2 separate regions of the Homo sapiens genome follow, and region 1 is linked to region 2. A link is a loop called in an ENCODE intact Hi-C map of the cell type or tissue named here. Cell type or tissue: heart right ventricle. All regions are shown on one strand. Links, peaks and the distances in the headings refer to the core of each region. The heading gives the core; the rest is flanking DNA.

Evidence for each region. Peaks named below come from ENCODE experiments on the same cell type or tissue, not always from the same donor. Only the 100,000 strongest peaks of a DNase experiment are listed, where the experiment ranks them.
Region 1: it touches region 2 in a loop (21-fold over the local background); 1 of 110 quality-filtered maps calls a loop at or near these places.

What each region holds. Positions count from the first base shown.
Region 1 is chr20:59,453,771-59,458,165 of GRCh38, reverse strand. No RefSeq gene overlaps it. Among named protein-coding and RNA genes, the nearest start is that of PHACTR3, 150 kb to the left of the region's middle. In heart right ventricle, for the core only: a CTCF peak has its summit at 2,236; DNase peaks (open chromatin) are centred at 2,276 and 2,555; H3K27me3 peaks cover 1,592 bases.
Region 2 is chr20:59,061,465-59,065,859 of GRCh38, reverse strand. It overlaps LOC124904943 (a long non-coding RNA gene), which reads right to left and starts at 2,410. Exons shown (of 2, transcript XR_007067680.1): 1 at 2,221-2,410; 2 at 1,654-2,073. RefSeq lists an enhancer at 1,212-2,411. In heart right ventricle, for the core only: no CTCF peak of the experiment used is centred there; a DNase peak (open chromatin) is centred at 1,939; H3K4me3 peaks cover 802 bases; H3K27ac peaks cover 1,482 bases.

The DNA of each region.
Region 1 (4,395 bases), core at 150-4,149, 390 kb before region 2:
TCCAGCACATCCCTCTTCTCAGAGCAAAGGCCAGTGAAGAAGTAGTGTGTTCTTAGTACCCTACTGCCCATCCTGAAGGAACAATAATTTAGAATTCATTTTCTGGCCAAAGCACATTCCTAAACAGAGGTCAGGCCGTGTGTGGTGATATTAATCCTGGTAACTGATAGAGTGACAGCTAAGAGCTTAGGCTGTGGTTTTAGCAACCTTATGTCCTGGTTCTGCTACACACCAGCTGTGGAACCTTCACAAAGTCTTTCCCCCAGTTCCTCTTACCCTCAGTTTCCTCATCTGTGAAAGGGGGGATAATAATTGGACCAATCCCACAAAGGTGATGTGGGCATTGAATGATCCAAGGGAAGTGCCTGGACGGAGCAGGTGCTGAATGAGCATTAGCTCTGATGGGGTCTTACACTTTCTATTTCTGGACAAAGGCAAACCTTTCCACAGTACTGCCTCCTAGCTAAGAGTACGTGCTAAGAGGCTTGTCAAGCCATAGAAAACCATCTCTGCCACTTCCAGCTAGCTAGATCTTTCTGTGCCTCAGTTTCTGTATCTGTACGATGGGCATAATACCACCTCCACTTGGTAGTGAGGATTAGGAAAGATGATGCGTACAAATCATCTATCTCTGTGGTTAACTAACAACATAAGCCACTAAATAAACAGCAGTTGTAGTCACTAACTAAACTGCATAGAGGTTAGGAGCTGGGACTCTGGAGCTGGACTGCCTGAGCTCCAGTCCCAGCTGTGTGACTTCCCAGCTGTGTGACTTTGGCAAATTACCCACTCTTTCTGAACCTCAGTTTTCCAACCTGTGAGACAAACACTTGTCAGGGCCATTGTGAGCATCCCGTGAGCTGCCAGGCAGCCTGGACGCAGGAGCCATGGCATTGTTCACCGCCCGTTGGAGGGTTATTGGGTTTGCCACTATATGTGTTGATTGGGTGCCGGGTGGTGTAGTCGAGATGGAATCACCATAATTTTCATTCACAAAATTCAGGTAACTGCTTGAAATAGACTCCATTTGGGGCCTGCCCTGGGATAATTACATAACGTGCCACTTAATAGTAATCAGTGAAGAACTAATTAAAGCAGGCGTTTCTCTGACAGCCATCACAGATTGCTCAAGAGAGCAGGTGAGAGCAAAGCTGAACCGCTCCTGAAGCTTCTCTGTGCTGTCAGCCCGCGGGCGGAGGCCCAGGGAGCCGGGCTGGGAGTGGCCGGGAAGGGCCCCCGAGCTTTTGTTCTCTCCAACTTGTATCTCCAAGCTTCCATGGAGACAGAGAAAAGGGGTCGTGAGGAGCAGCGGGTGTGGGGCCTGGAAGCCCCCAGGGTTCTGTTGGGCCATGGGGGGCCTGGGTGAGAGTCTCGCTCTAGACTGGAGGGACACCCCCAGCAGGCTGGGCCCGCTCCTCTCTCTGAGCTGCATCTCTCAGGGTAGGTTGGCAACGAGAAGGGGAGCTCGCAGAGATGTCACAAGGCTGAATGGGACAACACCCGGACCACAGGTGGGGGAAGCCCCCGAGACAGGACCACGCAGCCACTTGCTGGCAGTGTGAAGGGGCGTGTCGGCATGGCAGGCACAGCCTGTGGGCTTGCTGGAGCCAGGTATGACCACAGATTACTTTGTGAATGCCCCACCACTGCCCCTCCGGGGCTGAGGCTCTAGGAGCTCAGAGAGGCAGCTTGGCCTGCCTGAGACCTCAGAGCTGGGACTTGGTCAGGGGTGACACAGACCCACAGGAGAGTCGGGCCTTCTGGAATTTTCCAAACCAAATAGCATGCAAGTTTCTGTAGTGGTGGTGGAGAAGGGTGCTGGGGAGAGGTCAGTGTGAGTGGAGGTCCAGTCACAGTTCCCAGGACTGTAAAAGGCCAGGACAAACCAAAACTCGGATATGCCGAGTAAGTGCTGGCCCCGAGGGTGGAACTGGAGCAGGCAGCCAGTGTGGCTAAGCCTGAGAGGGGGTACTGCGGGCTCCTCAGACACAGATACTTCCCTCCCCACTGTCCCCACTGTCCCCACTGTCAGCAGTTCAGAAGCAATGAAAGCTGGGAAGAATGAGGGGGAAGAAATGGATGCAGTCGCCCACAGATAAGGGGGAGATGCTGAGGTTGCCCTGACCTCCTTGGATAAAGACCACACCACACTCATTTACACACCTGTTCACTTTTTGGGTGTAGGTGCCCTGAAGCCCCCAGAGAAAATTCTAGAGAAAATGCTGCTTTCCGACCAGAGAGGGTGCTGTTGCCTCACAAATGAGCTACCCAAGGATTTGGAAAAAAATTTCCTTGCCGTGATCCAAAGACTGAGAAGTTTCTGTCCATAAACAGCCCTGAAATGGCCTGAATCCTGCCAAACCCTGGGCTTTTTTTCCTGCTAGTACCCATTTTCTATACTCCCACAGGTTGGGGTGAGGAGAGAGAATTATCAGAGCTAGGGAATATTGATGATAACTGCAATGGCTACAATGTCTCACTGCCCTGTAATACTTGCAGCAGTCTGAGACCTGACCTTGTGCCAGCTACCATGTATCACAGCCAGCCCAGTGCACTGTGTGCCAAAGCCTCACCCTGTGCTAGTGCTTTGCACACATTTCCTCTGATCTCACAGTCACCCCCGGGGGAGATAGGGTTGCCCACATGTTGCAGGACCTCAGTGCTACCAGTCACTTGCCTAAGGTCCCAGGTAAGTGAGTGAAAGTCAGTCAGAAAGCTGTCATTTGGACCTGGGTCCACTTGGCTCCAGAACAAGTGCCCTTTAACCACTTCACTATGTTATTTGGGAGCTACATGGCAGGTGGGCCCCAAGCTAGACAGTGGCACGTCTCCTCCCCAGCTGCACACCTTGTTCTGTTCCGGGGGACATGTGTCTGACTCCCGCAATTGGGGAGGAGATAGGCTGACATGGGCTGGATCTTAAGGCCTAAATACGAAAAGAAAACACATCTCTCCTCTCCTATCTTCCCCGGCCTGCTTTCAGTTGTTTCTGGTCTGCCTCTCCGGGCTGGGCTTCGAGGCTCTTCTCTCTGAAATGCCCTGGACGGGTCTGCAAGAGAGAGAACCCTTGGAGAGGATTCCATTAAACAATGATCTCTGGCCAGATGTTCTGTTTTTATGCCACATTTTTTCTTTTTCTTTTTTTTTCTTTTTTCTTTTTTTTTTTTTGAGACGGAGTCTCACTCTGTCGCCCAGGCTGGAGTGCAGTGGTGCCATCTCAGCTCACTGCAACCTCCATCTCCCAGGTTCAACCGATTCTCCTGCCTCAGCCTCCCAAGTAGCTGGGATTGCAGACATGTGCCACCATGCCCAACTAATTTTGTATTTTTAGTAGAGATGGGGTTTTACCATGTTGGCCAGGCTGGTCTCGAACTCCTGACCTCAGGTGATCCACCCACTCAGCCTCCCAAAGTGCTGGGATTACAGACATGAGCCACCACACCAGGCTTAAGCCACATTTTTGATGACCTGTGGAGGCCCCATTTCCCATTTTTAGGGAAAGGAAGGACTCACATTACTGAGAAAACTTGGTGTAGGCCACTGATTTACATGGCAGTCTTCCAAAGGAGGCTAAGGTCTGGGCCCCCTGGTTCAGCTGGGCCAGCAATGAGCAGCGTTCAAATCCCTGAGTCGGGCCGGGGAAGATAGGAGAGGAGAGATTTGTTTTCTTTTCACATTTATGCCTTAAAAAGAGAGAGAGACTGAGGGATGGAAAGTAGACAAGGAGGCCATGAGCACGACTCCTTGCAAGCCTGGGTTTATGGAAAAGCATATGTCAATTCAGTGTTCACAAAAACAGACTTTTTCCCCACTGTGGACTGCTCTGCCAGCTATCTAGTTCATTTCTTGGGGCTACTCTGAGTTCTTGTAAATGAAACCGATGGCGACCACCTGCAAAAATGAATGTAATTAGGCAAAATATGCTGATTTGACACCAGCTGGAATCAATTGGGCATACTGAAATCCCAAGAAGCTTAAGATGACTCTCAGGATGGAGTTTTTCTCATGACTTGACGTCTGTCCAGCGGTGTTCACTTAACCCCAAACAGGGTTGGTCAGCGGGGAGCCTGAGGCCAACATCCTGGAGCCCAAGAAGGCAGGCAAAATGGCAGCTGGGACCTCAACACAGCAGGGCCTCTCTGCGTCCCATAGGGCCTCCGCCGGCCTCTGCCCGGCACATTTGAAATGTGTACAGGAAACACATCTGTTCTGGATCCTTTTCCCCACTTCATCAGCTTTTCTCGATGTTTCTTATTGCAGCTGCAGAGCCAGCCCGCATAGAGGAAAACTGTGCACAGGTGGTTTCCATTTCTACTCTCTGCTGGTGATTTTTCAAGTCCTCACCCTCCTCTGTCCCCAGGCCTGACAAGGGCTGTCTGGGAGCTCTTCACACTG
Region 2 (4,395 bases), core at 314-4,313:
ATCCCAACTCAGGTTTCCTTTATCTATTTGTGCTGCCGTCTGTGTAGATGGAGTCACACTTTCCATGCAACGGTTACTATGTTTCATTGATATAAATTATTAGAACTGTACCAAACAGCACAATTTCATTACTTGTAGCTGTACCTCATTTGCAACTCATTTATAGTACTGAGTGCAATGGGAAAGAATAAAAGCAAAAATAAAATGTGCTTGCTTTCTATATCCTCTTTCTGTATAATATTTAATTCCACATTGATATTTTGTCATACAGATAAAATGTGCATGAAACAAACTAAGAAAAATCAAGCATGCCTCATTAAAACCATTTCTACCTTCATCTCATATTTTATGGCAACACCTTGATAATGTATAAAGCGAACAACAGGAACTAAAGTTAACTTGTTTGTTTTTATTATTAAGTTGCTCCAGGTTATTTAAGAAAAAAAATAAGATCTCGGGCGGGCCTGGTGGCTGATGCCTGTAATCCCAGCACTTTGGGAGGCCAAGGTGGGCGGATCACTTGAGGTCAGGAGTTGGAAACCAACCTGGCCAACATGGTGAAACCCCATCTCTACTAAAAATACAAAAATATTAGCCGGGCATGGTGGCGGCGCCTGTAATCCCAGCTACTAGGGAGGCTGAGGCAAGAGAATCGCTTGAACCTGGGAGGCAGAGGTTACAGTGAGCCGAGATCGTGCCACTGCACTCCAGCCTGGGCAACAGAGCAAGACTCTGTCTCCAAAAAAATAAATAAATAAATAAGATCTCTAGCCTGCTGTACTATTTAGTCATTTAAAAATATATATCACGGCTAATTTTATAAAAAGACAAATTTTAAAACTAAACTTTCAAAAACTACAGTATTTAATTATTGGCTTTGCTTAGTTTTTATAGATAGAAAAATTTTTACTCAGTTGGTAATTCCTGTTTTTATACTTATTACCACAAGCTTATGAATTACTAAAAGAAAGCCAAAATCCCAATTCCCATAGGTGAATGTTTTTATGTTGCAGAATTGATTTTGTATTTAGAAGTACAGAGGTGCATTGCTTCTTAGCCTTTGGCTAAGATCAACTGTAAAAGTACAGATGTGGTCTGACTAGTTATTTGGTATTTATTCCATGTCAGCTATAGTATTGTTTAAATATTATTTTTGTGAGTATATGCTTGCATAGAATCATTCACTGAATAACTTAACCACCTCATCAAATAGAATTTACAAAGGCTTTCATGGGGTAGGGAAGAGATTTTGGAGTAGTTAAATATCTTTCTATTTTCCATCAAGAAAAGAAAACCAATTAAATTAATTAAAGCAGGTACCACTTAAGCCAGGTCGAATCTGGCATGCCAGACATATATAAACAAACAGCCTGGGCTGGTCAAGTCTAGGCATGTTATGTAATCATAAAGCCTATTCAGCTCCGTTTTTCTTTGGGGTTAATTCTGACAGCTTCAGCAGTGAATGGTCTGTCGACTGTACCCTCAGCATAAGGACCCATCAGAAACAGCAAAAGCTGTCACAAAGCAGAAGCTGGTAATCCTACTTGCAGAGGTGACTGCGATAGGGAAGGAAGCCAGGCATCTTTGCTATTCACTATCCCCTAGCAATTTTCTTTAGTTAGTGTACAGAACATGGTAAGTTCACTCCAACTGTTTTGATGAGTTTCTGCCTACTTCAAGCACTTCTGAGTTTATTTTGATTTGTAACTTTTGCTTTTCTTGAAGTCGAGCATAAATTACTTTTTCTTTTACAAAGCAATATAACCTTCCATCACCAGTTTAGTTTTTTCCCCATAGAATCATTTTGATTCATAGAAGAGCTTCACTATTTTTAAACACTGGCTCCGGGCTGACGTCATTATTCCTGACCTGCGTATGTCTCCTGCAGCACCAGAGCCCTTTTCATTAGCACCTTCCTCCAAACTCTCCGCCTAAATCTCAGTGACTCATTCTGCCATCACGTAGCATCCATTCAACGCCCACACGGACGTGGGCCTGGCAGTGTCCGGCGTAAAGCTTTGTGCCTGTCTCCGGTCTCTGGAGAGGTTAGATCTGCTGAAGCAATTTAAGAGGCTGTGTAGAGAAAGATAAAGCAGTCAAGCAACACTTCAGATAAATCAAAAACAGAAAAGAAATCACAGTGAAATTATATAAGGCTTCGGTGTTTGTGGTTTGGGAATTAGGAGGGGCTGTGAGAGAAATATATACATATGTACTCACGTATTGGAGGAAAGTGCAGCAAAGGATGAGGCAGAGAGACAAGGGCATGCACAGCCCTCCTGGTGCCAAATGACTTCTGCGACATTCCCCTTGTTTCTAATCCCAAGTCCGGAAGATAACATTTGACAGCCCTGTTTCCACTCAGATTTATCGGTGTCGATTTGTTTATCTTGCCGGAAGGAAAACTGAGGTTGTGCATATGATTTTGGCAGTGTCGGATTTGTCGTTATGCATATTATATGTAATCATTTGAAAGTGATTTTCCTCCATTTGGGCCGTTTAGTATAAAAAGGGGGAAAAAAGTCTGTTCACTTTGTTTTCCTCGGATAATCTATCAACTTCTGAACTCCCTCTAAAAATGGGCCTTACATTCTCTGCTGTTTTAATGTATTCTAACATTTTATCTTCACATTAGGAAGACTGATATTTTTTGCAAAATAATACTGTCTATTGATTTTATGTCCACCCTCACAACATACACCAAAGCTATTTTCTCCCACTTAAAATCACCCATTTTTAATGTCCTATAACTTGAATTGGGTGGAGGTTAAGCAGGTGTATATATACGTAAAAATTCATCGAGTGTACATTTAGGCAGGTGTATACATATGGAAAACTTCATTGAATGTACATTTAGGCAGGTGTGCACATATGGAAAAATTAGCTGAGTGTACATTTAGGCAGGTGTGTATATGGGAAAATTCATTGAGTGTACATTTAGGTGCACTTTACCATTTGTAAGTTATACTTCAACCAAAAAAATTTAATAAATTCATCTATTTTTCTCTCTGCACAGCAGCCATTTTCTTTCTGGTAGTTGTTATTTTATTGCTAACACAATATTTTCACATCATAAAAGGAATTTTTTAAATTCACCCAGAATCTCACTGCTGTAATAAAATGTTTGCTTTTCAATATTCCCTCTGATTCTGGACATATATTTATAATTGTGAAGTTCGTGTCATTTTGTATTCTACTTTTGTTCCTGTGTAATATTATATCAGATATTTTTCTGTGTCTTTTGTGATGCTCAGAATTTTCCATTTTAATGACTGCAAAGTCTTCTGCTGTGTGATTACAATCCCACTGGCCTAGCCACTCCTCTTATATTGGACATTTAGGTGACTTCAGATTGTTCATTAAAACAAATGACCCTCCTGTAGACATTTATGCATGCATGCACCCGATGAATGGAATATTCATTTGAGCCTCTGTTCTATACAGAGGACACACAAAAGAAATATAACTGTGGACTCTCTTTTGAGGAGCACTGAATGTGCCCTGGATGGCAGAGTCATCCTAGCTAATTACAGCGTGTTTGTGTTTGTTGAGACCTGTGGCATGATGACCACATGACAAGCCCATCTCTGGACTCAGCTCCAGCTGGAAAGGGAATGGCTGACTGGGTTTGCTTCATCTGCCTCCGTATGGCCAGCACCTAGGTCAGCACCAAGTCACTCCTAAACCCTCAAGGTTGAATGAATGAATCCGTGTGTGAATGAATACATTATCTCTTCTGACTGTGAGACAGGTATTATTATCCCATGTTACAGACAAGGAAACTGAGATTCATGAACAAAGGAACAAAGTGCCATAGAAATGTTAAGTTCTTCCATTTATACCCAGGCTATTGCATTTAACCTTCAGCCAAACCCTCTGAGGCACATATGATAATCCTGACTTTGCAAAAGAGAAAACTAAGGACCAGAGAGAAAATTAAGCAACTTTCCCGGGATTGCCCAGCTTGCAAGTATTAAAACCTGGCTTCAAACCTAGAATTTCCAACTCGAAATTCCATGCTCTCTTCCCCATGCCATGCTTCTTCTCAAATACAGGATTATGGGGCAAAAAGGCAAAAACATTTTTATTATTCTACTTTTATATTGCCAATATATATTTCTCCTATGTCTGTTCAAGAGAAAATTATAAGCAAGTAAAATAATTGAACTATACCATGCCAGTTACTAGTACAACTGCAGCGTTAGCAGCAATATGCATCTTTTTAAACATATCACTCGTGTGAACAGTTTAAATGGCACCCCACTGTTACCTCACGTGGCATGTCTTTACCCAATCCAGAAGCCCCACATCTCTCCATATGTTCGTTTACTCCTCGCTCTTGTGTTAATCGTCCACTTATGACCTTTGTTTCTTTGTTCATCAGACCCTCCACAT